Regions from separate parts of the Homo sapiens genome. Here regions 2, 3 and 4 are each linked to region 1. The links are chromatin loops, found by intact Hi-C in ENCODE. Cell type or tissue: OCI-LY7. All regions are shown on one strand. Links, peaks and the distances in the headings refer to the core of each region. The heading gives the core; the rest is flanking DNA. Region 1 overlaps STIM2 (stromal interaction molecule 2). Region 2 holds the start of LOC124900688 (a long non-coding RNA gene). Region 3 has its middle 15 kb from the start of CCKAR. Region 4 has its middle 73 kb from the start of STIM2-AS1.

The links. A loop is a pair of places that touch in the nucleus more often than their neighbours do. Peaks named below come from ENCODE experiments on the same cell type or tissue, not always from the same donor. Only the 100,000 strongest peaks of a DNase experiment are listed, where the experiment ranks them.
Region 2: it touches region 1 in a loop (7-fold over the local background); 3 of 110 quality-filtered maps call a loop at or near these places.
Region 3: it touches region 1 in a loop (3-fold over the local background); 15 of 110 quality-filtered maps call a loop at or near these places.
Region 4: it touches region 1 in a loop (6-fold over the local background); 41 of 110 quality-filtered maps call a loop at or near these places.

The regions. Positions count from the first base shown.
Region 1 is chr4:27,007,719-27,012,718 of GRCh38, forward strand. STIM2 (stromal interaction molecule 2) reads left to right here. Exons shown (of 12, transcript NM_020860.4): 9 at 710-810; 10 at 1,046-1,284. Among named protein-coding and RNA genes, the nearest start is that of STIM2, 150 kb to the left of the region's middle. In OCI-LY7, for the core only: a CTCF peak has its summit at 2,838 (motif pointing left); DNase peaks (open chromatin) are centred at 1,973 and 2,823; H3K4me3 peaks cover 1,092 bases; H3K27ac peaks cover 2,413 bases.
Region 2 is chr4:25,865,873-25,873,584 of GRCh38, forward strand. All of the region lies in intron 1 of LOC102723733 (a long non-coding RNA gene), which reads left to right. It overlaps LOC124900688 (a long non-coding RNA gene), which reads right to left and starts at 4,202. Exons shown (of 3, transcript XR_007058092.1): 1 at 4,114-4,202; 2 at 3,839-3,897. In OCI-LY7, for the core only: a CTCF peak has its summit at 3,590 (motif pointing right); DNase peaks (open chromatin) are centred at 2,433, 3,739, 4,399 and 5,679; H3K4me3 peaks cover 4,940 bases; H3K27ac peaks cover 5,000 bases.
Region 3 is chr4:26,471,182-26,478,893 of GRCh38, forward strand. No RefSeq gene overlaps it. Among named protein-coding and RNA genes, the nearest start is that of CCKAR, 15 kb to the right of the region's middle. In OCI-LY7, for the core only: a CTCF peak has its summit at 2,903 (motif pointing right); a DNase peak (open chromatin) is centred at 2,940.
Region 4 is chr4:26,783,906-26,791,617 of GRCh38, forward strand. It overlaps a transcript of TBC1D19 not described here. Among named protein-coding and RNA genes, the nearest start is that of STIM2-AS1, 73 kb to the right of the region's middle. RefSeq lists an enhancer at 3,942-4,061. In OCI-LY7, for the core only: CTCF peaks have their summits at 4,391 and 4,601; DNase peaks (open chromatin) are centred at 2,696, 3,176, 4,296 and 4,816; H3K4me3 peaks cover 1,739 bases; H3K27ac peaks cover 2,519 bases.

The DNA of each region.
Region 1 (5,000 bases), core at 1-5,000:
AAATTTACTAAATTTGTTTCTTAGGCTGCATTCTTAGAGGGATTACTCAGCTGGGATACACAGATCTGAATAAAAGTTTTATTATTACAGATTCTTTTTTCAAACTGGAACTTATTGTGTAAATAGACTCTAGTAATCATAAGCTTTAAATTAAAATTACTGCATTTGGAGAAGTGTATACTTTTCAAAGTGACCTTAGTGATTTAAACATTATTCTTTTTTATCATTATCATAAAAGTTTTATACAGAGCTTTTTTCCTCTAGGTTGCTGCTTCATATCTGATTCAGGTTAGTAGTTACTGGAAATTAACTTTGACACTTAAATTGTGTGGAATGAGAATAAGTCTTAATCTGAATTCTAGCCAAAAAATTTAAAAGCTTAGTTCACTCACTAGCACCATTGTAGTATAATATAGCTAATGTTCTTCTGTTACTTTTAGTACAAGATTCGGGTCTTCCTGAACCATAGAAATAAGAGAAAAATTCTCCAGAATAAAGTTTTGAATTACATCGATTGGCTTAGGAAAGCACGTTTTCTCCCTCATCTGTTTTCTTTTTTGGAATGCAGGGATATCTTGGCTAGTAATTCTCTACTGGTTTTATGATTGCTAATATATTCAAAACCAAAACAAACTTTATTATGTTATATATACAAAAATGTCTGTATTTTTTTCAAACCTAGCCTTATTTAGTCCTTTTCGGTTTCTAGGCAGAAAAAATTAAAAAGAAGAGAAGCACAGTCTTTGGGACTCTGCACGTTGCACACAGCTCCTCCCTAGATGAGGTAGACCACAAAATTCTGGAAGCAAAGTAAGAATGTTGTTTTCACTTTTATTTGATTTATGTTTATTGTGTTAAAATGAGTAATTTGTGAACAATTTATATTTATCATTTATATAATTACATAATTTACATTAGTTTTAAGAGTGGGTTATTTCTTCTTGAAATTAGTTAATTGCCATGGTCTGTTCATGTATTGCCTTTTTTCAGTGCCATATTAAAGACCTTTTGATGCAGTAAGTAATTTCTTTATTGGCTTTTCCAGGAAAGCTCTCTCTGAGTTGACAACTTGTTTACGAGAACGACTTTTTCGCTGGCAACAAATTGAGAAGATCTGTGGCTTTCAGATAGCCCATAACTCAGGACTCCCCAGCCTGACCTCTTCCCTTTATTCTGATCACAGCTGGGTGGTGATGCCCAGAGTCTCCATTCCACCCTATCCAATTGCTGGAGGAGTTGATGACTTAGATGAAGACACACCCCCAATAGTGTCACAATTTCCCGGTAAGTGGCAATTTCAACAAAAATTGTTGGTACAGGTTTTAAAGTAATTTTCTCCTATGTCCTTTTAGGAATCATGTACTTCGAAATCTGTGAGAAAAAATTGGGTTTATCCTTCATTTTCTCTTTCTTTTTGTTAGTAATTTAAATATTTACTATTTGAGAATACCATATGCAATGCATATATCAATACTTTGTGTATATTTATATTATATATTTATACACACACTTTAAAGAAATCTGAATGCTTTATAAATTTGATTATTAAGTGTTTATTTGAGCAACTGTTATATATAACATTATATTGTTGAATATAAGACTTTTTTTAAAACATTGCTTGTAATTAAATTGAAATGAGGAGTCATATAAAAACATAATTGACAGTAAAGATAGCACACTATAAATGCCAAATCAGTGTGGGAATGAAGTGCTGAGCATTCAGGGAAAATATCCTTTCAAATGGCCGCTTAATGTATAGTAGGAATAAAAATTAGGGGAAGATCTTGGAAACAGGGATTTGAATCCTAGCTCTACCACTAACTAACTCCAGGTATGTACTTGTATTATTTTGCTGGTTTTACTTCTCTGGTTTGACAGCAGACAGTTAATGCAAGGAGAGTGAGGCGGCACTCAACTCTTAAAAGAGGCAGGAAGAGTGGACAGATTGTAAATACAGCAAAACTAGAAGTGTGTGACTGCATTCATTTCACTTGCTCCACACTGCAAGGTCATGACGGTTGCAAAGTTATGTCTAGATCTGGGCCAGCTCTGCAGTTAGAATATTCTCAGTTTGTATTTGTTTATTTGAATTATATGCACTTAAGCTTGCCAAATGCAACACTGATTCATAAGTACACGCTTTTGTTTGAAAACTATAGCTTTTAAAAGTTGAATTTCCTCCTTAAAATCCGTGTTTAATATCTGAATTGTGCATGAAAGTGCATTATCTAGATTAACTAGTTTTTTTCTTTGCTTTTTAAAAAACACTTTTTGGGTTGGGGGCAGAGGTATTGGATATCCATATGTCCGTTAAAAGGAAACAATTGTACTAAATGTGAATAATTATTCTAGTTTTAAGTGATTGTGGAATACAGGCAAATTTAAACTTTTAAATCAGAAAAAAGTACAAGAGTTGATTTTAAATTTAATGTTTTAGAAATGTTGTGATCAGGCCAGGCACGGTGGCCTGTAATCCCGGCACTTTGGGAGGCTGAGGCAGGCAGGTCACTAGGTCAGGAGTTCAAGACCAGCCTGGCCAACATGATGAAATCCTGTCTCTAGTAAAAATACAAAAATTAGCTGGGCGTGGTGGTGTGCGCCTGTAATCTCAGCTACTCGGGAGGCTGAGGCAGGAGAAACGCTTGAACCCTGGAGGCAGAGGCTGCAGTGAGCCGAGATTGTGCCACTGCACTCCAGCCTGAGCGACAGAGCAAGACTCAGTCTCAAAAAAGAAAAAGAAAGAAATGCTGTGATCAGATTTATTATCTCTAAAAAATAACTCATGTCAAAGATTACAATTTGAGAGCTCTGCCTCCACCCAGTGGCACCACAGAGGTACTCCACTCTGCTTAGTTACAAAAGCCTAATTTCTGGACCTGATAAATGGGAAACTCTCGGCAATAGAAGTCTAGGGAAGGACGAAGGCTCTTCATTTCTATACCCTCCTGAGCAGTTAAAATTTTTTTTTTACCATGGATATGTGTAAATTTTACAAGTTTGAAATAATGACAAGGAAACATGCCTGTAGTATGTTAAGAACAAAGTAAAAGGTTGTAACAATATACACAGAATAATATTGTCTATGTGTAATTATATGGAAAGAAAAAACACAGAAAATATCAATGGTTAGCTCTGTGTAGATAGGGGAATGGGTGTTGTTTTCCTATTACTTTTTAAAATGTCTTTTCCTATTCTTAAATATCTGCTAAATGCTTTCCTTGGTGAGAATGTGATAACAATTTATTTAAACTTTCCTATAAAGCCATCCACACACACTTAAAGTGACTGAAAATAATATGCCCACCTACCAAAAAGATAAACAGGTTTTAACATTTTTCTTTATCTTTTTCTCTGAAATAAACTATTACAAATACACTTAAACCACATTGCCTACCCTTCCCCACTGTTTTAAAGTTGTGACTTATGCTAAAGCCTGTTGTACTTTTATTACATACATATATATCCATAACATTATATACAATGGTTGCGTGTTTAGAAGTGTATATAAATGTTATCAAACTAGGTGATATTTTACAACTCTTTTTGCTCAAAAGTTATGTTTCAAAATTTTTTCATGTTTATGTAGAGATGAATTAAAGTCACTGCTTAATGAGTTAACCATAACTTATATGTTTATTTATTGTATTTAAAAATCCATAGTTTATCCGTTTTTCTACTTTCTACTTTCTTGGCCCTTACAAACAATGTGCAACAAGCATCTTTACCTGTATTTCCTTGTGCATAACTTTGAGAGTTTCTCTGTGTGGACACCTAGAAACGGACTGCTGGGTCATTGGGAAGGCACCTTTTACTAGTCATTGTCAAGTTGCTCTCAAAATAGTTTACATACCCACTGTTTTATAAGGGTGCCTGTGTGCCTGTATCCTCATCAGTACTTGGAATAACCTGATTTACTTGTTTTGCAACTCGAATGCGTATGAAATGATACCTCACAATTATGAAAATTTTTATTTCCTTGATGACTGTTGAGGTTGAGTACCATTTCCTTTATTGGCATTTGTTGTTCAGATTTCTTCCTGAGTTGCTTGTTCTTGCTGTGGAATCCCTGCAAGATTCCATACTGATGTGGAAGTGTTCTTTCTATTTTCTGGTTATTTGAGAGTTGCAAATATCTTCTAAACTTTGGCTTTTTGAATGGCAAATTGTGAATCTGATTTGTGTTTTTTATGTCTTTTTCAACAGATGATAGGTTGTTGTTTGCTCTCCTTAGAGTTTTTAAGTTTTTCTTTAATCCATTAGCCCTTTAATCCACCTAGAAGTTATTTTTGTTCATAGTGTGAAGTTGGAATCTAAATATATCTCTTGATATACGGGTAAACAGTTGTCTCAGCTTCATTCCTGTTCTATCCTTGCTGACTTATAATACCACTTCTCTCCATAGATACATAAGTGCTCCCAGCTCTCCCATTTTGTTTCACTGGCCCTATTCTGCTTTAGTTTCTAGAGTTTTATAAAAAGTTTTGATATTTGATAAGACCAAGTCTTCCTTTATTGTTCAAATTCAGAATTTCTACCCTTAACTAATCTTCTGAATTTTAAGATCAGCTTATGAAATTCCATGAAAGGTTCCATTGGGTTTAAAAAATTTTTTTTTGAATTTGTGAATTTATTTGTGGAGAATTATTAATCAATTCCATTTATCGAGATCTTTTCTATCTTTAAGTAAAATTGATAATTTATTTTCTCTGTGCAGGTCTTGCTTTTTTTAAAAAAAGATTAATTTTAGGTACCTTAATAAATTTTTGGTAGGTATATATGTTACCTTTCTTATAAAACTGTATTTCAGATTGCTTGTTGCTGATGAGGAAATGCCGTTGGATTTGGTGTGCTGAATACAGAATACCAAATACAGAAACATATATTTAAGTATTTTATGGTAGTCTTGGATTTTTCATGTTAATACTAGTAGATTTTTTCCTCTTTATTGCCCAAGCTAAGACCTCCAGTAAAATATTGAATGAAAATGGTGACTGCAGGCA
Region 2 (7,712 bases), core at 1,257-6,256, 1.1 Mb before region 1:
CTAGGTGGCACATCATAGCATTCCAGGTGAGATGTTCTGAGACTCTGAAATTTTTTTTCTTTTTTTTTTCTTTTTGAGACGGAGTCTCACTGTGTTGCCCAGGCTGGAGTGCAGTGGCGTGATCTCAGCTTACTGCAACCTCCACCCCCTGGGTTTAAGCTATTCTCCTGCCTCAAGCCTCTAGAGTAGCTGGGATTACAGGCACCTGCCACCATGCCCAGCTAATTTTTGTATTTTTAGTAGAGATGGGGGTTTCACCATGTTGGCCAGGTTGGTCTTGAACTCCTGACCTCGTGATCCACCCACCTAGGCGTCCCAAAGTGCTGGGATTACAGGCGTGAGCCACCATGCCTGGCCCAAAATGGTTTAAGATCAGTCACGTCTCGGGGACCAATGCACTTGGTCAACTATTACTTTACCAAGCAAAAATAGTTTTTATAAACCAACTGCATATACTATCTTCTGTCAGTATCATTTCATTAAAAAGACAAGGCCTTTTGCCATCAAAAAATTAGGAAGGGCCTAACATCCTAAGAAAAGACTGGTTTGGGTGCCATGGCTCATACTTGTAATCTCAGCACTTTGGGAGGCCAACACGGGTGGATCACTTGAGCCCAGAAGTTTGTGACCAGCTGGGCAACATGGTGAAACCCTGTCTCTACTAAAAATACAAAAATTAGTCAGGTGTGGTGGTGTGTGCCTGCAGTCCCAGCTACTCAGGAAGCTGAGATGGGAGGATCGCTTGAGCTCAGGAGGTCAAGGCTGTACTGAGGTCTAATCACACCACTGCACTCCAGCCTGGGCGACAGAGTGAGACCTTGTCTTAAAAAAAAAAAAAACAAAAAACAAGCTGTTCTTTAATCTGAATATTTTATTTCCGTCTTGTCTTTATATGTTGCATTTTGCTGTGGATCAGTAAAAACTTACCTTTGGAGTGGCCCTGTCCATGTCGGCAGTTGGTAACCACATTTCTATATACTAAGGATGTCTGGGGCAAAGAGATCTGCCCCTGCGGAGACAAATGACCTCCAGATTACAGGAGGTGGGTAGGAAGGCATTCTGCAGGAGTAGAGAGTGTTCCTTCCATCCACTTACCCTCCCACATAAATCTTTGAGGCCGAGGCAAATGCTGCCAGTTTTAGGGAATCTTCCCTCATGGCCTCAGGTCGAAACGCAATGGGTCGGTTCTCTGTGCCCCCAGCAGGCATTGCCTGTAATCCTAAGTGGCCACTGGCTAACTCTGCCTTATATTGGGTATGTTAGTTGGCCTGTTCTCCTCCAGTAGACTATATGCCCCCCGAAAGCAGGGGTTATTTCTTAACCGTTTCTCTGTACCCCCATGCCTTGTACATAGAACATTTCTGACATATTCACTGAATAAAGTTGAATCCAACATCTTCCTTTTTCATTTTTTCCTCTCCATCTTTCTTCCTCCCTCCCTTCCTTCTTTTCTTTTTTTATTCATTGTTGTCTCCCCAGTCTCTTCCTGTTAGAACATGGTTATTTCCACACTCAGGTTTCTCTGTAATTCTGCAGTCTTCTCCTTTCTTCCCCCTCCCTCTTTCCTGTAATTTCAGTTATTCAGAATGAAGATGAATGAACCGTGACATTTGCCTTTTATATCAAAATAAAAGAGAAGAAAGCAGAAATAGAAGAGAGGAAAGCAAAAATAGAAGATTGCTGTCAGGCAACACACTCCCCATCCCAATAGGAAAACCATGGTCTTTCTTTCTGCCAAAGGTGACCTCTGGGATCTAGACAAATCCTGCATGCCATTGTTTTATGGGCAGTATTTCCATTTTTCTTGTGGCCCCCTAGCCATTACATTCCCTAAATCTATTTCCTGTCTCTGTTTCTCCTTGTTTCAAATCCTCCATGTTTAACAGTTACTTCTTGCTTCTTCCTTCCATAGAACATCCCATCAGATACCAGCCTCATCTCCTCATCCTCAGACCCCATCCTTTGAGCCTCAAATCCCTGACTCTGCAGACTCTTTCCCTATGGGCCACAGAGCCCTTGCCTTGGGAAGTTGTGGTAAAGGAGGAAAAGGAAGCATCTGTGTAAACTGAAAGCTTTTCCGTGTATTTTTATGGGATGCTGAAGGTCTTGGAATCACTCGGTTTGTAGCCCAGGCATGCTCCAAAATGAGCTCTATTTCTGGGCCTGTCAGATGAAATGCTGTTGCTCCTGGTTATTTTTGGCTCTTTGCCCTTCTGAATAGGTGCATATTCAGCTCAATTCTTTCCCCCACCCTGAGCTGGGGGAAAAAGCGGGCAGCTTCCCTTAGCCAAGCCCTCCCCTGTGTCAGGAGCGCTTTCCCCCTTAAGCAGCAGCTACTGACATAAGCTCTCTGGACAGCGCACGACTTATTTGTGCAGTGTCCAGGTGGGCAGCAGGGAAATCCATTCTCTGGCTCTCTTGGGCCATTGAGGGAAAGCTTTGTGAGCTGAACATTTCCAGGCAGGTGCAACCAGATGTCCAGGGCCTCCTTATTCATACCCAGGTCTGCATCCTGCCCCACCGCCATAGTTGCAGAAACTTCTGCCATCCTTGGGGGGTATCAGGATAAGAAGCAGGGATTTCAGGCTCAGCGACCACAGAAGTCCCTGTATACTGGGTGTTTGGGGAAGGAAAGTACACAGGATGCAGAAGATCAAGGGCATGTGTCCATAGATGTAAGGACATCTTGGGGTCCAGGTGCCGTGGCTCACGCCTGTAATCCCTGCATTTTGGGAGGCCGAGGCAGGTTGATCATGAGGTCAGGAGTTTGAGACCAGCCTGGCCAGCATGGTGAAACCCCGTATCTACTAAAAATACAAAAAAATTAGCTGGGAATGGTGGTGTGCACCTGTAGTCCCAGCCACTCCGGAGGCTGAGGCAGGAGCATTGCTTGAACCCGGCAGGCGGAGGTTGCAGTGAGCCGAGATCGTGCCACTGCACTCCAGCCTGGGTGACAGAGCGAGACTCCTGGAAAAAAAGAAAAAGAAAAAGAAGAAAAGATGTAAGCACATCTTCAATCTTTGATCTTTGAGTGAGGGTGTTGAGAAGAACATGTGTTTGAAAAATGAATAAAGCAGAGAGAAGTTAGGGGTGAATGTGCATATCCAGTTGGGACAATGAGTAAGAGAAGAGTGAATGGGCACCGAGGGAGAGAATGTCACTATAAATAATTGAAAAGAGAGTGAGTGCACATGAGAGCTTGGGGAAAGGCAGGTTGTGCCTATAAGTCATAGGCATATTTTATAACTGCATTCTGCAGCTCAAATCGCAATCTTGGGCAGGCATTAACATTGATTTCGGGCTTTTAGTCCACCTGATACTATGTAATATCGAGCACAATGAAACATCATGATCAGCTGGGATGCTTAGTAAAGTCCATATAAAATCAAGAAACACACAGAGAAGAGGCAGCTAGAACGGGGTCCTCTTAGTAGCCACTTACCTCTACAGCTTTTCACGGAGAGGTTTCTTTTTGAGTTCTTATCAAGTATTACTTTGAGGCCTTCATTCATGTAATTCTCTTGGCAACCCGGAGAGGTAGACACTGTTACTACCATCAGCCTCATTTTACAAATGAAGAAACAGAGACGTAGGAAAGATCCCAGGCCCACAGCCAGGAGGTGGCAGAGCCAGTTTGGATTCTGGTAATTTTGCTCAAGGACTAGTGCCCGTGTCACTACACCAAACTTGCTATGAAGGGCCAATGGAGAGGCAACCAGGTGCATGCTGGTGGGGAGGGGTCACATTTGAGTTTTAGGTTTAGGCCTCTGCCAGCACTTCACCAGGTGCTTGAGAACATAGATTTCTATGTCAGACACATTTGTCCAGGGCAACCCACCTCATCATAGCTGGGCTTGCTTGGGAAGATCACTAATCTTCAGTCCTCAGTCTCTGTGTCTGTAAAAATGGGACAAAGTTAATCTACCTGTTTACACAGTGTTGTGAAGGCCAGGTAAGGTAGCATAGTGAGGGTGGTGGTAAATTGTTGAGCCCTAGACAAGAATAAAGCATTGTTTGTGTATTATTCATATTTCCTAACTTCCAAAAAAGGCTCACAAGGAAAGATATAGCTCTTATAAGACCATGAAAAATTTTAAAAAGATTTATAAATACCTGTGGTGATATGTCTCTAATGATGACCCCACTCGTGAACCACATCTCCCATTATGACCCTAAGGGAAGTGTTTCCTCAGTATTTCCCCGGGAAGTCAGCCACCATACAGCTACCAGCATGTTGTGAGAGGGCCCAAGCTATCCACGTGGATGGAGAGAGAGGTGCTCAGCCAGCCTTCAACCATCCAGGTCAGCCCAGCCCAGGTACCAAACATGAATGAGCAAACCATCTTGAACATCTGTCCCGGTTGAGTCTTCAGATGACTCCAACCCTAGCCACCATCCCACTGAAACTGCATGAGAATTTGAAAGCAAGAAGTGCCCAGCTGAGTCCTGTCAGCTCACTGAACCATGGAAGATAAAAATAAATTGTTGTTTTGAGCCAGTAAGTTTGAGGGTAGTTTGTTTATAGCAATAGATAACTGAAACAGTGCCCTGAGTATTTTAACAGGACAGTATAGTTAGCTCTGAGCTTCTTACTATTCAAAGCAAAAAGGGGAGTAGAATGGATTATAGGCATTTATTATCTTGAGATTCTGTGATTTACCTTAATGCAGGGTTCATCCAACTGTCTCTTTGCAGTCACATCAGAATGAAAATTAAACCATCTTCCTTACGTGAGAATTTCTCCTATCTTCACCAAAACTATTTGTGCAAATTCTATAATCCGCCTTGCCAGAGCAAAACAAAGAATTACAGCTATCACTAATAAGAAAACATCCCTTGTATCTGGCCCAAATCTTTCAAAACTCCAGGTCGAGCCCATTTTCTCCTGTTTGGTTCTCAGCACATCCTCTCCTCCTGCCTCATTCCCATCCCAAATTAAGTCGCAAACGGGCTCGGTGACTCCGGGGTCCTTAGCAGTCAGAATTAATGATTAAAATAGAAATGCTGAAAATAGTTGAAACCGAAGCAGATTGGATGATTTATTCAAACCTTCAGGAAAAATTACTATTCAGGCCAGAATTGAAATTTAGACCTGTGGTTCATAACCAATTAGAATGCAACTCTTCCCTGATGCTACCCACTCCCCCACCCCACACAAAAAAGGAAAAAAATATATAAAATTCATGCATGGCTATCCGGGTGTCCCTTAGAACCCACACTCTGGGATGTCAGAAACCATGTCTGTCTTCTGCGTAGTGTGGTGTTTATGCATTACTGGTGCTTATTAAAGCTTTTTTTCATTAACAGCACCTTCACAGTCTGATAATAAAAGACCTAAAAATGAGGGAATCAGTGATTCCCATTCTCTACAGTGTGGCATCAATAAGCAGGCAAGGCTGGTCTCCTAGGACGTCTAAATTGTCACATGGGGTATTTGCGGTCACCTCCCTCACTTGGGACCCACAGTGGGCCCAGGCAACTCTTTGAAGGTAATGAAATTTGTCTTTCATGACTTGACCTCATTTTCTATACTCTTTCTCCCTCATTAGTCTTCACACCCCTAAATTGGGCTTTGGAGGCTTCTATGCTGAGAGTCTGCAGGTAGCCTGATCATTGGGAGACAGGGCCAGACTCAAATCCCAGCTGAGTTCCTTCTCCTACGTTTGCATAAACACTTTCCAGTCATCAAGACATTTCACATTTCAGTTCATGTTTGCAACAGTTCTGTGAAGTAGGCTGTTATGGGTTGAACTGTGTTCCCTAAAAGGATATGTCAGAGTCCTAATCCTCAATACTTGTGAATGTGACTTTATTTGGAAATAGGGTTCATACAGGTGTCATCAAGTTAAGATAAAGTCATAAGGTGGGCCTAACATGGTGGCTTAAGCCTGTAATCCCAACACTTTGGGAGGCTGAGGTGGGTGGATCACTTGAGGTCAGGAGTTCAAGACCAGCCTGACCAACATGGGGAAACCCCGTCTCTACTAAAAATACAAAATTTAGCGGGGTGTGGCGGCACATGCCTGTATCCAGCTACTTGGTAGGCTGAGGCAGGAGAAGCACTTGAACCTGGGAGGCAGAGGTTGCAGTGAGCTGAGATCGTGCCACTGTACTCCATCCAGCCTGGGTGAAAGAGCAAGACTCTGTCTCAGGAAAAAAAGAAAACAAAAAGGCATAAGGTGAACCCTCACGCAATATGACTGGTGTCTTTATAAGAAGATGGAAATTTGGGGCCGGGCACGGTGGCTCATGCCTGTAATCCCAACACTTAGGGAGGCCGAGGCTGGTGTATCACTTGAGGTCAGCAGTTGGAGACCAGCCTGGCCAACGTGGTGAAACCCTGTCTCTACCGAAAATACAAAAATTAGCCAGCATAGTCGCATGTACCTGTAATCCCAGGTACTCAGGAAGCTGAGGCAGGAGAATTGCTTAAACCTGGGAGGCAGAGGTTGCAGTGAGTCAAAATCGTGCCACTTCACTCCAGCCTGGGCGACAAAGTGAGACTGTCTCAAAAAAAAAAAAAAGAAAAGAAAAAAGAAGAAGAAGAAGATGGAAATGTGGACATGGACATAGACACGTACACAGGGTATGACAGTGTGAAGAGCCAGAGAAAAGATGGCCATGGGAGGCAGAGACTGGAGCCAGGATGCCACAAGCCAAGGTGTGCTTGGGGCACCTAGAACCTGGAATAGGCAGCAGGATGCTCCTCTTGAGGTTTCAGAGGGAGCACAGCCTTGCCAGTACCTCGGTGTTGGGCTCCTACCTTCCAGAACTGTGAGACAATAAATTTCCTCATTTCAAACTGCCCAGCGTGCGTTCATTTTTCTCAGCAGTCCCAGAAAACGAATACATAGATAGTTGTTATTTTCCCGTCCTTTTCCATCTAATGTTATTGGGCCCTTATTGGGTTCCAGGCTCTATGCTGAACTCTGCAGCCTAGACCCAAGGCTACAGGCTGATATAAAGCAATTCAAAGTTCCCGAGCCTTCTCATGAATTTCCGTGCTCATTCTGTTGTGTCTCAGGCTCCCGCCATCATCCTCATATCTAGGCGCCCCCCCGACCCATCACCATGGTTGTATCTGTGCCCCTTCCCACAACTATCAGAGATACACAGTGCTGGGACAGGAAGTGATGTTGGACATCTGCTGATCTAACGCCCTGGTTTCCTGGTGTGCACACTGAGGTTCAGAGGAGTGGGGCAGCCAGTAGAAAGGCAGCCTTGCACTCAAGTACAGCTTCCCACTCCCTGCCTCTGATCAATGCATGTCATGTGTCAATCCAACAAACAACAAATATTTGTCAATGCATGTTATGTGTCAATCCAACAAACAACAAATATTTGTACTGAATTACTAATGACTGGTAAACACAATATAATGTACCTCGCAGAGGTATTTGAATGTGGAACAACGGCTTAACTCAGAGAAGTGAATGTCTAATAGTGGAACGTGGTGCTGCAGGTGGGGTGGGCATGGCAGGGCAGGAAGATTTGAGAGCAAGTGTAGGGTCTTTAGCTGACCGTTTATCTCATATCCCTAGAGCGACTTCTGTGTCTGCTAAGTATAGGACTGGCTACCCTGGAGAATTGTGGAAGTGGGCCAAGGAGGAGCTTGCCCCCTTCTGTACTTTGAGAGGCCATGCGGGCTCTCTCAAAGTACAGGTGGCCAATGGCTTCCTGGATGCAGAAGGAAGCACTGGCCTCATTATATG
Region 3 (7,712 bases), core at 1,019-6,018, 540 kb before region 1:
AAGTTAATTCTGATTTACAGTGCTCTCAATAAAAATAAAAAAGACCAGCTGGACCAGGTTAATAACTGAAATTAGTGACTTAGACATCATTTACAATGGCTATCACTCATTAAGCACCTACTGTTTGTCAGACACTCTTCACATGTAATTAGTTTATTGAAAGGTGTGGAACAATCAAGAAACAGCTTTGTTTTTCTTCTACCTCTGTCTTCATTCCCTCTCTGTTAGATATTCTGCCCCTGACATGATATCTCTGCCCAACCGATAGCTTTCCCCAAATCTTTCCTGCCTATTTCATCAGGACAACTTCATCTTCAGGTATTTAGTATGATACAAATCCAAACTTTCATCTCACATTCAGTTTGAAGCCTCTCTCTTTTCCTCTAAATCAGACAAGTCCAGGCAAGGCATCTGCAATGAGAAGAAGCTAGTAGTCTTTTCTCTCTCTCTCTCTCTCTCTCTCTCTCTCTCTCTTCCTTGTTCTATTTCTTCCTCTTGAGGATGGAAGGAGAGGTCAGTGGTAAAGGGGCAAAAGTGGTGTCATTTGTAATTCTTCAATGGTCAAAGGACCTTTGGCAAATGCTGAGCCCTTCTCTTTTGGGGCAACTTTGTGGCTTTCCAGAGACCACTCTCCCATGCACACACATTCTGTGAAGACCTCCAATACTGCATCATGTTCTGGTGTGAAGACGCATTCCCTGGTCAGCTCCTGCTCTAGCAGAATAGCCCATGTGGCTTCCTTCTGCCCCAGGGTGACCAGGCCTGGCTACTTCCTATGATGTCTCCTGGATCAATGGAGCCATCCCTCTTTGCCTCTCTTCTGTGAACTGAATGCTTGTGTCCCCTCCCAAATTCATATGTTGAAACCCTAATCCACAATTTCATGGTCTCTGGAGGCCTTTCAAAGGTAATTGAGTCATGAGGGTGGAGTCCCATGAATGGGACCAGTGCCCTTATAAGAAGAGACACTAGAGAGATGATTCCTGTCTCCACCATGTGAAGACACAGCAAGAAGCTATCCTTTTGCAAGCCAGGAAGAGGGGCCTCGCCAGGGACTGAATTGGCTGGCAGCTTGATCTTGGAAGTCCCAGTCTTCAGAACTGTGAGGAATAAATTTCTAATGTTTAAGCCACCGAGTCTATATTTTTGTTATAGAAACCCTAACTAACTAAGACACTCTCTATCCTTGGAAACCTCGCTCCAGTCAGGCTCTTTCTTAACACTTCACAACACTAGACACCAGAAACAAACCCTGAATCCAGGAGACGCAAGTTCCCTTGGAACTATGTTCCCAAATTGAGATCCCATGAGAGGAAGGGTCAATTTTCCCTATGACAAAAACACCACCCTTTGCAAATGTTTCTAGATGCAAGGTTTGAAAGGTGTGGTTTCATGGTGAAGGAAAAGGAAAATGGCACAGAATTCCCTGCCCATTCAGTTGACAACACTTGTCAAAGAAATTCTCTCTCTTTCTCCCCTTTATATTTGTAGGGCCAGGAGAAAAGTGAAGGGGTACGTGTTGAAGGACAAATTTCATGATCTCTTAGCAAATCATGGGCTCGCATCTTGTCCCACTCTTTGGAATGTTGGACAACTTGTCTTTCTCTGTCTATAGCCACAACCTGAGTCTAGAACCCCTTCAGTATCCCTTTTAAATTTAATATCATTAAAATCTTTTAATATGATTTAATATCACTTAATTATCACAAAAACCCTATAAGGAATGTTTATACACTGTCAGTGGGAATGTAAACAGTTCAGCTACTGTGGAAAGCAGTTTGAAGATTTCTCAAAGAACTTAAAACAGAACTACCATTCAACCCAACAATCTCATTACTGGGTATACATCCAAAAGAAAATAAATTGTTCTGCCAAAAAGACATGCACTCACATGTTCATTGTAGCACTATTCACAATAGCAAAGACAAGGAATCAACCTAGGTGCCCATCAGTGGTGGATTGGATGAAGAAAATGTGGCATATATACATCATGGAATATTATGCAGCCATAAAAAGGAATGAAATCATATCCTTTGCAGCAACTTAGATGCAGCTAGAGGCCATTATCCTAAGCAAATCAATGCAGAAACAGATCACCAGGTAATGCATGTTCTCACTTATAAGTGGGAGCTAAACACTGTGTACTAGTGGACATAAAGATGGCAACACTAGTCACCGGGGACTACTGGAAGGGGGAGGGAGAGAAGGGGACGAAGGTGGAAAAACTGACCATTAGGTACTATGCTCAGTACCTGGATGATGGGATCATTCATACCCTAAACCTCAGCAACGTGCAATATACCCAGGTAACAAACCTGCATCTGTACCTCCTGAATCTAAAATAAAAGTTGGAAACACAATAAAATAAAAATTTAAAAACCCTGTAAGGTGAGTACTATGGATGAAGAATCTAAGACTTGGGGGCTGAGCCATTTGCCTGCTATTCCCTACATAGCCGAGCCTAGGAAATGAATTCCAGTCTTTCTGACTCCAAAGACAAGGTTCTTCACCCCTTCCTTGTCTTCACCGCCTTGCAAAAGATGAGCTAGATTTTGAGTCTATGAACCTGGGAGGCTGGGGTACCATTCATAGTTAGAGAGAATCAGGAAGAGAAGTGATATGGGATATGACAACTAGCTCCATTTTAGATATGGTGAGTTTGAAGTTGTGGGGGACATTGAATGTCCCAGCTATGCCCTGTGGGTAACAGTAACTTGCACGTTTCACTAGGGAAGGGCAGACTTGCTCAAAAAGTAACAGGTGAAGGGGAAAACCAGGAAGCTTTTTATTGCAGGCTGGTGGGTCAGTTGGACTGTATTTGTCTCCTTTCTAATGATTCTGAGAAAACAGATCTACCTTAATAATGCTGATAATTTGCTGAAAGTTCATTTACTGTTACTATCACTTGGCTTCCACGAGATGGCGAAGTATATTATCTTCCTTCTAAAGATAAGCACAGGGGCCTGGGTGCGGTGGTTCATGCCTGTGATCCCAGTGCATTGGGAGGCCAAGGCAGGAGGATCGCTTGGGACCAGGAGTTCAAGATGGGCCTCAGCAACATCACGAGACCCCGTCTCTACAAATAATTTAAAAATTAGCGGGGCATGGTGGCGCACACTTGTAGTGCTACTGAGGAGGCTGAGATGGGAGGATTGCTTGAACCCAGGAGTTCAAGGTTATAGTGAGCCAAGATCATGCCATTGCACTCCAGGCTGGGTGACAGAGTGATATCCTTTTTTTAATTTTCAATTTTTTAAAAAAAATTAATAATAAACGTAGAGATGGAAGCATCCAGGACACAAGTGCAAAATTCAGCTTTCAAATCCTCCGCATCCAGGGAGCTCAGAGAGAGACCCAAATGTCCACATGGGGAGGGAAGAAAAGAGAACAAGTCCAGGGATTTCTTTTCCTTAGGGCCGCTACAGCACGTGGCCTCAGAACTATAAAGCCTTACAGGAAGCTAAATAGACAGCTCTTGGTTACTTAGCTGGTGGATGCCAGCTAATCCCACAGCAGCCTGGTGGAATGAGGACGGGGCTCACCCCTGCCTCTGTCATTCACTAGCTGTCTGACCCTGGACATGTTACCACCCCTCAGAGCCTCAATACCTTCACCTGTGAAATGTGGAAAATGATGCCCCACACATGTTGTTTGGAGAATTAAATAAGACACCACATGTAACAGTCATTCATTCCTCCCTCCTGCCACTGTTCATTGTCACCTGCTGCCACTTGTGACTTTCACAGTGCCTATATAAAGCAGGCTTTAATAGATGTTGGTACCCCTGTCAATCCTAGACCACATTTGGTTTTAGAGTGGATTTTTTTTTTTTTTTTGAGACGGAGTTTCGCTCTTGTTGCCCAGGCTGGAGTGCAATGGCATGATCTCGGCTCACTGCAACCTCTGCCTCCCGGATTCAAGCTATTCTCCTGCCTCAGCCTTCCTGAGTAGCTGGTATTACAGGCATGTGCCACCAAGCCAGGCTAATTTTGTATTTTTAGTAGAGACAGGGTTTCTCCATGTTGGTCAGGCTGGTCTCGAACTCCTGACCTCAGATGATCTGCCCACCTCGGCCTCCCAAAATGCTGGGATTACAGGCGTAAGCCACCACGCCTGGTCTGGAGCATATTTTTATGCCTACATCTTAATTAGAATGAAGCTGGTGTTCCAGAGATGAGCCTTTCACTGGTCGCTCTGGGAAGCTGTGACCTAGAAGGGACCGGGAGCCTGGAAACTCCTGTTGAGGCCCCTTCTCTTTATTCATCCTGGAAGCCTTGGTTCTGTGCCTGGGTGTCAAGGAGCTCCTCTGATTGCAAAGTCAATGGGAAGCGAACGTAATTAAGGGAGGGTGTGGAATAGTAAAAGAGTAGCACATTCTTCTTCTTCTTCTTTTTTTTTTTTTTTTTTGATGAGGTCTCGCTCTGTCATCCAGGCTGGAGTACAGTGGCATGATCTTCGCTCACTGCTGCATCAACCTCCTAGGCTCAAGCAATCTTCCCACCTCAGTTTCTCAAGTAACTGGGACTACAGGTGCATGCCACATGCCCGGCTAATTTTTGTATTTTTTCATAGAGATGGGATCTTGTTCTGTTGCCCAGACTGTTCTCGAACTCTCTGCCTCAGGTGAGCCTCCCGCCTCGGCCTCCCAAAGTGCTGAGATTACAGGCATGAGCTACTGCACCCAACCAAGGGTGGCATATTCTGACCCAGTGAGTCACGCAGTATCAGAGCCACAACCCGTCATCCCTCATTATGTACAAGAGGAAATTGATACCCAGGGAGGGCCCGACTTGCTTGGAGCCACACTGTAAGTTAGTGATAGCTGCTGAGATTGGGATATAGACTTTAGAATTTCCAGTCCAGAGTATATCCGCTTTACTTGTAGAAGTGGCTTTTATGGTCAGTGAACTCAAAAGCAAAATTTACCAGGCATTACATACAGCGAGGACGATTGGAAAGAGAATGCAATTGCAGAATCAACTGCCTCCTTTATCAGGCACTACTGCACCCTCTGCACAAAAGCCCTCTTGGTTGGGAAGGCATGCCCTCCCCAAAGACACCAGGAAAGAACTGGCATCAAGGAACAATGCCATTCAAGTGTATTCATTCATTCACTCATCTACTTATTCCCTGAAATGTTTATTGAGCACATGTTATGTTCTGTGAACAATGCTAAGTGCTGAATAATGTGTAATTGTCTGACTTCTCTTCTTAGGCAAGAAGGAGGATCTGAAATTCCACCCGGGCTGGGTTTCCAAGACCTGACGTGCGTCTTGGAATTGTGGGGCTGGCCCTGGGCTTGTGGGATCAGGTTTAGGAAACCAGGAGGCTGTGTTATACTTGAGCGGGGCCAGGAAGCCAGAGAAGTCAGAAACATCCAATTCAAAGAGGCAGAGGGAGGGGAGTGCCATGCTTGGAGCTGAGAGCCAGCCACGGGGAGTCGGCAGATGTAACATGGGTTCAGGTGGCCCAGAAAGTCTCCCAGAGGTCCCCAGAGAGGCCCTGTGAGAGAGCAGATGGATGGGAGGGCAGGGCCAAGGGAGCCACGTGGCTTTGATAACACTTATCACTGCTAAGGAGTGAACTGGATACTTTGGTATGGATTAGACACGTGGTGATGGTTTTTGACTGTTCTCCTTAAAGGGAATGAGGGCAGGAGTCACCAAGCTGAGGGATACCATAGACCACAGGCTCCCAGCCCTCTTCTATCGGTGGCTTCACATCATTCACAGGTGCAACACCCTCCCATTGGTGACATCTTCTGAGACAGGAATAATACAGGGTTGTCTTAGGAGGATAGAAAATTCCAGGCAGCAGTTTCCCATGACTAGCAAAAGGAAACTGTTGAAACAGCCATAGAGGCTACAGGCTGATAAGATCCTGAAAACCGGGGTGTGGACCAAGCTGGCTAAGACTGCCTGCATCCAACATGGTGCTGGATCTGACTAGATTTCACCTGGGACCTCATTATTCACTCATTAACATACTAAACACACACCCACCAGTGCCATGACCGTTCTGAGACCACCCATATTTGGTGTAAAAATGGGTGGCATCACAGCTGTGAGAGATTGCCACCTTTTTTCCAGGAATCTTCATGAATATTCCACCCCTTGGCCAGGTGCGGTGGCTCACACCTGTAATCTCAGCACTTTGGGAGGCTGAGGAGGGCAGATCACCTGAGGTCAGGAGTTCGAGACCAGCCTGGCCAACATGGTGAAACCCCGTCTCAACTAAAAATACAAAAATTAGCTGGGTGTGGTGGCGGATGCCTGTAGTTCCAGCTACTTGGGAGGCTGAGGCAGGAGAACCGCTTGACCCCAGGAGGCGGAGGTTGCAGTGAGCCAAGATAGCACCATTGCACTCCAGCCTGGGCTACGAGAATGAAACTACATGTCAAAAAAAAAAAAAAAAAAAAAAAAAGAAGAAAAAGAAAAAGGAAAGAAAGAAACCCATAGAGTAGATGTAGCAGCCCCAAACTCCACTGTGTGTCTCTCTCTTGAGTATACCCACACCCCCCTTTTCTTTTCTTTTTTTTTGAGACAGAGTCTCGCTCTTTCGCCCAGGCCAGATTGCAGTGGCGCTATCTTGGCTCACTGCAAACTCTGCCTCCCGGGTTCATGCCATTCTCCTGCCTCAGCCTCCCGAGTAGCTGGGATTACAGGCGCCCGCCACCGCGCCCGGCTAATTTTTTGTATTTTGAGTAGAGACGGGGTTTCACCGTGTTAGCCAAGATGGTCTCGATCTCCTGACCTCATGATCCACCTGCCTCGGCCTCCCAAAGTGCTGGGATTACAGGCGTGAGCCACTGCGCCCAGCCCCCCTTTTCTTGAGTGTGTACTTTTCCCTTTGCAATAAATACTTTCACTATTTTCTGACTTGTCCTTGAATTCATTCTTGTGATGGTGTCAACAGCCTTGACACAAACTGGGTTCCAGGCCCCACCGGCATTTGGGGACTTCCTCCAGCCCACCGGCATCACTTTGATTACATTCACCCTCTCCCCACACACACATCAAGGAGGAAAGAAAAGGGGAGGCAGCAAATGTTCACACCTAGAATCTTGGATGGGGATACACCAGAGTTGGAAAAAGTCTTCTAGAAATTCTGCTGCCATGCCCCTCCACCTCCGCAAGAATGTGCCTTTCCTTGTTGGGAATCACAGCTGTGGACAGAAAGAGAGGGCGCCGGAAGCGCAGGTGCACAGTGGAAGTCAGTAACAGCGTTTATTGAACACACAAAGTGCGGAGTACGGGGCAAAACACTGGAAGGAAATACAGTGGAGGTTCGACAGTTGTTGTCAGCCTCATGAAGGTTACATTTGATTTGAATGGTGAGAACGCCGGTTAAGCATACACAGACGTGTGTAAACAAGCCACAGAAATACACACATGCTTCGTCACTACTACACGCTTATGATATGAGATTTCCACAGGAACTGGGGTACAGGAAGCCACTGAGACACGCAGCTTAATTGAAGAGCAAAGATACCAAGTCTCCATCCCAGGGTTCAAGTTCTACCTGGCTACTCTGGGGATGAGTGGGAGCTACCAGAAGACACTAGAAAATACCAGAGAATGATGATGAATGTGTTTTCTTAGCTCTATTAGCCACCGTATTTCAAACTCAAATTAGCATTCTACTTTAGCATGATATAAAGGCAGTTAACAAAGTACTGACAAAATAGAATTATGTCAATTTTTAAAAAAAGT
Region 4 (7,712 bases), core at 1,515-6,514, 220 kb before region 1:
AAGTATGTTCTCTAAATTCAAAACATTGGGAATGGTCCAGAGGTGCCTCTGGTGGTTGCCATCTCCAGAACTCCCCCTTCAAGTTTCTTTGTTGGTCACCAGGGAACCAGGTCAGAGTTGAACTTATCCTCCATCCTCCTGGAAGCCCTGTGTACTAATCTTGTTGAGATTTTTGGCCACTCAATGGCTTTGGCTTCAAATTGCCTTTCCAGTTTTTCACCCTCAATAAAAACTTCTTCATCCTTCCCAGGCATACAAAACAACCTGAATGAACTTGTTCACACTAAGGTAGGGGTAGAGAAACTGTGCAGGCTAAGACAAAGGCTATGGTGACTGACAGCATTAGAGCAAGGGTTACCCAGAATCCCAGGAGATACCCCTGGGCTTCTTCCAATTGAGTCTCCTAGTAAAGAATCTTGGAGACTGGGTCTTTACTACCATCTCTTTGTTCCATAAGTCCAGTATTGAGAAGGCAGTGAGAGATTAAAAATTATTGTGTCAGCCTCTTATCTCTCAGGCCAATAGCCATCTTGTGACTACCCAAGGCACTTGGCAGGAGCCCTGGAGCCCAACCTCAGATCTTAGGCTATGGCTAGCCTCATCCTCACCTTGCTTCTTCAGGCTACCAGTGTATGCTGGGCTGGTGAAACACTGGGCAATCCACCCAATTGCCCATCAGAAACCTTTGTTATGGACATTCCCAAATCTTCTCACAGTTTCTTCTCACTGTTGACATACCAAAGAGACATTTCCAAGACTGTCTACTTCTGCTTTCCTCCGCCTACAAAGCTCCTAAGGCCTCCAGTGACAACATGCTTGAGTATCCTTATATCTCTTGGAGAGCAGGTTCATGTTCTGATACTAAGCACTTTCTGAATTTATGAGAAGAAAAGTAGTTCTCTGCCTTGGGGAGCATTGGCTAATAATTTTTAGATAATTAAAAACTGCCATGATATACATTCATACTAAATCCCAGCTTATGTTACTCTCCAGTATCAAAGGGTGAATGTTGACCATGAAAATAATGGTAACAATAACCACAATTTATTATTGCTTATTATTGGTGCCACACGCCATGCTAAGCATTGGGCCTAGGTCCTCCCTAGTTCTCCCAATATCCACCAAAAGAAACTGCTTCACATGAGTTAAAACTGAGGCTCAGAGTGGTGCAGGGACTGGCCCAAAATCACATAGCCATTTGAAATGTTAGAAGCCATTTCAGATCTAGGTCTTTTTATCTCCCTACCCACTCTAGCTATTATTTTGACATGGCATTGGTAGTTTTTACAATCCAATTCAAAAGTGTCTCTAGGATGACAAATTCAATAAAGGGAAAAAGTAGGGATAGCCTAACATTTCTCCCAAATAGTTGCTTCTTTTTCTTTTTAAAATTAAACTTTTAAAAAATTAAATAAAAGTAAGATAGACCTTGCTGAAATATGCAAAGGACTTCAGAGAACAAAATGGCACCCAAGAACTGTAAGAGCACAGCGTTGTTTTGGCAGGATGAAGTCCAACAATGTACATAGAAAAGATAACCATGTCAATAGTTAGCAGTGACACAAGTTAACTATTACTACAATGACAATGATGACGATGATGATGACATAGTTATTCCTCTCAAGAAGTTCTCTGTCTAGTGGAGGAAGTATTCAGGTAAACAAAAGATCATAGTACAGTGTGGCAAAAATAATGCACAAAGTGTGAGCAGGACTAGAAAAAGAACTCAATCTGGATGGGCAGGTGTTTGGGTGGGGACCACGGCATTGCATGCACACACAGACGTACACTGTGTGTGTGTGTGTAGAGATGACTGTAAATACAACTGCTTGTCTGTTCATATATGTGAACAGGAACAGATTCAGTTTCAGACAACTGCTGCTTTTATCATTCCTTTTCTTTGTGCCACATAGCACTGGGGTCTTTAGGAACTTTTTAGAAATACCACTTTGGCTGCTATTGAAGAGTATTTTGGATTTGTATTCCACTCACCAGAGGCTTCCATTGTAATACACAGGGGTAGGCAGGCAGAATGGAAAGAAAAAGAATAATGGTTTCTTAGGAAACTGAACACTACATTTCCTGTGATTACAATCTCAAGGCTAAAGCTCCATGCTCATTACAGGATTTTCTTGACAGCAGTGTGTCCCTGTCAAAAGGTTTTGAAAGAGTTTGAAATTAGGGTTTCTTTGGGTTCCAGGAGGCACTGGCTCAGGACTTTGGCAAAAGACCCTTCATCTGCTGACATTTCTTGAATGGCCTCGTTTAAGCCTAGCCACCTTGCCTCTTGCTCCTGGGACGTGGCTGCCCATAAAAGCAGGGTGAGTGCTCAGTCATTAGCCAGTTGTCAGTGAGTATTCAATGTCGCCAAAGTGCTGGGCTAGGCTTTGTGAGGGACACCAGATCCCAGTTCTTAGAGCTTCCAGTCTAGTTAAAGAAGTAGTACCAGCCGGGCACGGTGGCTCACACCTGTAATCCCGGCCCTTTGGAAGGCCGAGGCAGGTGGATCACGAGGTCAGGAGATCGAGACCATCCTGGCCAACACGGTGAAACCCCATCTCTACTAAAAATACAAAAAATTAGCCAGGCATGGTGGCCAGTGCCTGTAGTCCCAGCTACTCGAGAGGCTGAGGCAGTGCCTAAACTAGAAAAGGAGAAGTATTTCACTGGGCCAACATCGGGGGGTGGTGCTGCAAACACAGTGTCACAGGACTTTGAAGGTGGGAGAGAGCTGTCTTGCTGCATGTAGGTTTTTGGGGATGGGCAAGTAAATGGATAGATAGCCAGTTGAAAGGATGGTAGCATGAACAGGTGGGTGGATAGGTGGGTGGGTGGGTGGGTGGATGCCTGGATGGATGGATGGATGGATGGATGGATGGATGGATGGATGGGTGGGTGGAAGGATGGAAGGATGGCAGCCAGATGGGGCCGAATGGCCGGTTGATGAATGGGTGGGTGGGTGCATGAGTGCAGCAGCATTACACAGTATCTTTGAAGTCAATTAGACAAGAGTTGCTCTTCTGCCATTTACTAGCTACATGACCTCAGGAGATTTAATTAACCCTTTCAAACACAATCGCCTCACTTATAAAATAGGAGTGATAATACTTGCCTTGCAAGCTTGTTGAGAAAATTGAATGTGACAAGGCTTGTGAAGCACCTGGCATGTGGTAGACACATAATAAAGAGGAACTAGTTTTTTTTTTTTTTTTTTTGAGATGGAATCTTACTCTGTAGCCCAAGCTGGTGTGCAGTGGTGCAATCTTGGCTCACTGCAACCCCTGCATACTGAGCTCAAGCATTCTCATGCCTCAGCTTCCCAAGTAGCTGGGACTACAGGCACGTGCCTCCAAATCTGGCTAATTTTTTGTATTTTAATAGAGACGGGGTTTCACCATGTTGCCCAGGGTGGTCTCAAACTCCTGAGCTCGGGCAATCCACCCACCTCAGCCTCCCAAAATGCTGGGATTACAGGCGTGAGCCACAGCGCCTGTCTAAAACTAGGTTTATTAATATGAATAATGATCTAGAAAAGTTTCCAGGTGGACATGGGATTACAGCCAGGCCTGAAGAAAGGACCGGATGGAGATGGATGGAAAAGAGGAAAAGGGCGGTCTCTGACGAAAGGGCAGCACTATGAGAGTGTGTGCCTGGAAAAGCTAGAGTTGCATCTGGTGTCACTGAGGGGGCTCCCAGAGCCACAAGTTTGTGGGGCTGGAAAGGCAGATTGAAGCCTGAGTGTAGAGGACTTGACATGCTTTTCATGTCAAGTCACGAGATTTGGCTTTTCCCTGGAGATTCATGGAGGTTACTGAAGGTTCAGAAGGAAGTAGGAACGTTCCCTCTGGACCCCCTTTCCTCTAAGCCTGACCTTGACAACATCCGGACTTCCTTTGAACTTGGAAGCTCCTGGCTTCTTACAGTATTTATAGTTCCCCTTACCTTTTACAAGAAGCTGTGGACTTCCTGTGCCCAGGACAGCTGCAGGACTCTGGCAGCCAGCACTCTCCTCCCTCCCCAGGGAGCAGCTGAAAGACTGCTGCCTACAGAAACTCTCGGCTGACAGTTAAGAAGCAAGTGATTTTTAAAGATTAGATGATACAAAGGGAAGCAAGTCCCCTTAAACCTCCTTTGTCAAATAAATGCTACCTGTGAATCAGAGGAGCGATCTGCTGTGACTCACCCTTTCACAAGCCTCTGCAGAGAAGGCCGGCTGCCAGCTGATTTTCACGGCATGGTTCCAGGTGACTATGGGATCCCAGGGGCCCTGGGTTCAGGGGAGGGGCTGTGCTTTACCACCAAGCAAACCACACAGGGGGGCTGACACAGGAACCAAGAGGGTGCCTGGAAGGTTTCCTTCCATAGGAGGCAGCAGAGTCAAGGGGAGCGGTTCTGTTTTGCTTTTGGAAAGCAAGAGCATTAGAGCTGAAAAGTGCCTAGAATCCACCTCTTCTTAATGGGAGGTTCCCGGATACTCATCAGGAAGTTTGTAAACTGCAAAATTAGGTGGGTATGTGCATTTTGTGCAAAGAGGGCACATAGTTTTAATCAGATACTCTTGGTTCTAAGATCCTCTCTCTATGTTGTGACACCTAAACTCCTCATTTTGCCCACAGAGCATGATTCAGTGATTTGTTCAAAGCCACACCACCAGTGGATAACAGAGAAGAGAGAGAAAGCAAAGTCATTAGGCCTCTTTCTGCTGCCCTGGCCCCATGAGAGAACCTACAATAAGCAATCTGCTGTGACATTCTGAACATAGCCCCCTAGACAGAAATTAAATGTGTCAAGAAGGACCACTTTGAAAACCTTTGTGCCACCAGCCCCTTCCCTCCTTCCAATTAGCCTACTCCCACCCCATGACCCTACCTACCTATCAAGTCGGCTTCCTGTTAAGAGGACAACATGCTCTAGAGACAAGTATTTGCAGTTGGAGGATCCCTGAAGCTGCCTCTCAAATTCTCAAGCACTTAGGGTGGGAGTCGCTGAGCTACTGGCCTTCTTGGCTGAACATTTCAGGGGAAACAGCAGATTGAGAGTAAGCAAGTAAATGGGAGCACCCTGGAGTTGCTGGAAGTCATTGTTACCTTTTTTTCCCTTTTTTCATTTATGTGGATGGGTAGTTGTCACCTCAAATTGACCTTAGTGTATCTTCAACATAGTTGTAATGTAAGGAACCCACAGTTTGAAGACTAATAACTTGGGTTTGAATCTTAGCTCCATCATTTATTGCTAATTTAACTTTGAGCAAGTTTCTTAAACTTCTATACCTTGGTGTTCCCATGTGTAATTGAGTACTTGGCCTTTGGCAGAGATTGGTAAGTGCCAATTAAAACCAATTCCTGGCCAGGCAGCCAGACTGCTCTTTCTAGCCCAGCCTCCCTTGCAGTTAGACTTGCTGTGTGATTAAATTATCTAGCCAATAGAATGTGGGCAGAGGATGATGTGTCACTTCCAGATCTGGCCCATAAAAATTTTCTGGGTTGGGCAAAGGACATGAACAGACATTTTTCAAAAGAAGACAAAACAAATGGCCAAGAAGCATTTGAAAATGTTCATCACTAATCATAAGGGAAAGGCAAATGAAAACCACAGTGAGATATCATCTTACACCAGTCAGAATGGCTATTATTAAAAAGTCAAATATAGCAAATGTTGGTGAGGATGCAGAGAAATGGAAATGCTTAAACACTGTTGATGAGAATGTAAATTAATATAACCTCATGGAAAACAGTATGGAGACGTCTCAAGGAATGAAAAATAGATCTACCATTTGATCCAGTAATCTCACTACTGGGTATCTACCCAAGGCAAAAGAAATCATTTTACCAAAAAAATTTGTTTATCACAGAACTATGCACCATAGGAAAGTCATGAGTCAAAGTGTTCATCAATGGATGGCTGGACAAAGAAAATGTGGAGTATACATACCATGGAATACTATGCAGCCATAAAAAATAATGAAACCATGTCTTTTGCAAAAACATGGGTGGAATTAGAGGCCATTGTCTTAAGTGAAATAACCCAGAATCAAAAATTTAAATATTGCATGTTCTCATTTAAAAGAGGGAGCTGAATAATGTACAGACATACAGCGTGAAATAGTAGACACTGGAGACTTGGAAGGGTGAGAGGGTGGAAGGAGGGTGAGGAATGAGAAATTTCTTAATGAGTACAATGTAAACTATTCAGGTGATGGCTACACTAAACACCCAGACTCCACTAGGCAATATATCCATGTAACAAAACTGCACCTGTACCTTCTAAATTTATAATAAACAAAACTTTCTGGGTGGTCCTCCGTACTCTCTCTTATTCTATCTGCTGGCTGAGGTTACTTCAGAGGACTCTGAGGCCCTGCGGGATGATGGTGCCATCAGATAAGAGGAGCCTTGGCCTCTCAATCACCATGTGGAAGGCTGCCTTCCAAACACCTCCACTGAACTGTTACTTGAGTAAAAATAAATTTTATTGTGTTAAGATACTGAGAAGTTAGGGTGAGTTTTTTACAGCAGTCAACCTGCCTCATAGGTTGTTATAAGAATTAAATGAAGTCACATATGTGACTGGAACTAGAATAGTGTCTGGAACATACCTGATGAGCTATAACCATGATTGATATTACCGTGATGGATGGATGGATGCATAAATAGATAGATATTGAGAGAAAGAGAGACAAAATTATGTTTAGGGGTTGCAAAGGCAGTTGGCCACAGAGTTTTATTTCTTAGATTATCACCAAGATAATATTAAATTTTACTGTACAGCTGTAAAGTTTGCATTCTGGAGGCAAGAGATGGCATTACAGAAAAATATGTTGAGCCATTTATTAGTACTTTCCTATGTTTCTTGAAGAAAAACAAAAATCTGTCACTTTCCTCAAAGAGATATAGTCTGAATGAGACAGACAACTTAAACATTTTTTTCAGCCAAATGGAGTTTTATGCAAAAATATTTTCACTTTTCTATTCAAATAATTATTAAAATAATTTGCTTATATGGGAAATGATAAGGTGATACTGACATTTATTTATGGTAACTGAGTCTGCCTGTGGGGTAGAGCCTGTTCCAAATGTCGGGTGTCCCTTAAACTCCAAGGTCATCTTTAGCTCTTTTCTTGACAACTACAGTGACCTCCTACTGGTCAACCTGCTCCTAGTTTTCTCTGCATCCTCTCTGTGCACTCCCAAATCCATTCTCCACACTATCCCCAGAACAACTGCTCTAAAACTCTTTGTCACCAGTCTCTTCCCTGCTCCAAACCCTGCATGGCCCTTGGCTGCTTCCCACAGAGAATCTCAGACTTTTCTAGAGAAGAGCCACCATGGTGGAGGAGAATAAACAGCACCATTCATCCTGCAGTCATTGATTCGATTCATTCAAACATTTTTTGAGCACTTGCTATGAGCCAGGGGATACAATGGTGAACAAAATAGACAAAAAGGTCCCTCACAGAGCTGACCTGTGAATGAGCAAGGAGAGTCCAGCTCAGTGAGGCCTTGAGGACCAGCTGGCTTTTCCCTGAAGTGGAAGCCACTAAAGGGTTCCGAGCAGAGGCATGGCATGATCTGATTTATGGATTGAAAGGATCACTCTGCCTGGTAGCTGGACAACAGCCTGAAATGGCAAAGGCAGAAGCCAGGAGACCAGTTGGGAGCCCAACACAGTAATCTTGGCAAGAGATGATGGATGACGGCAACTTGGGCCAGGGT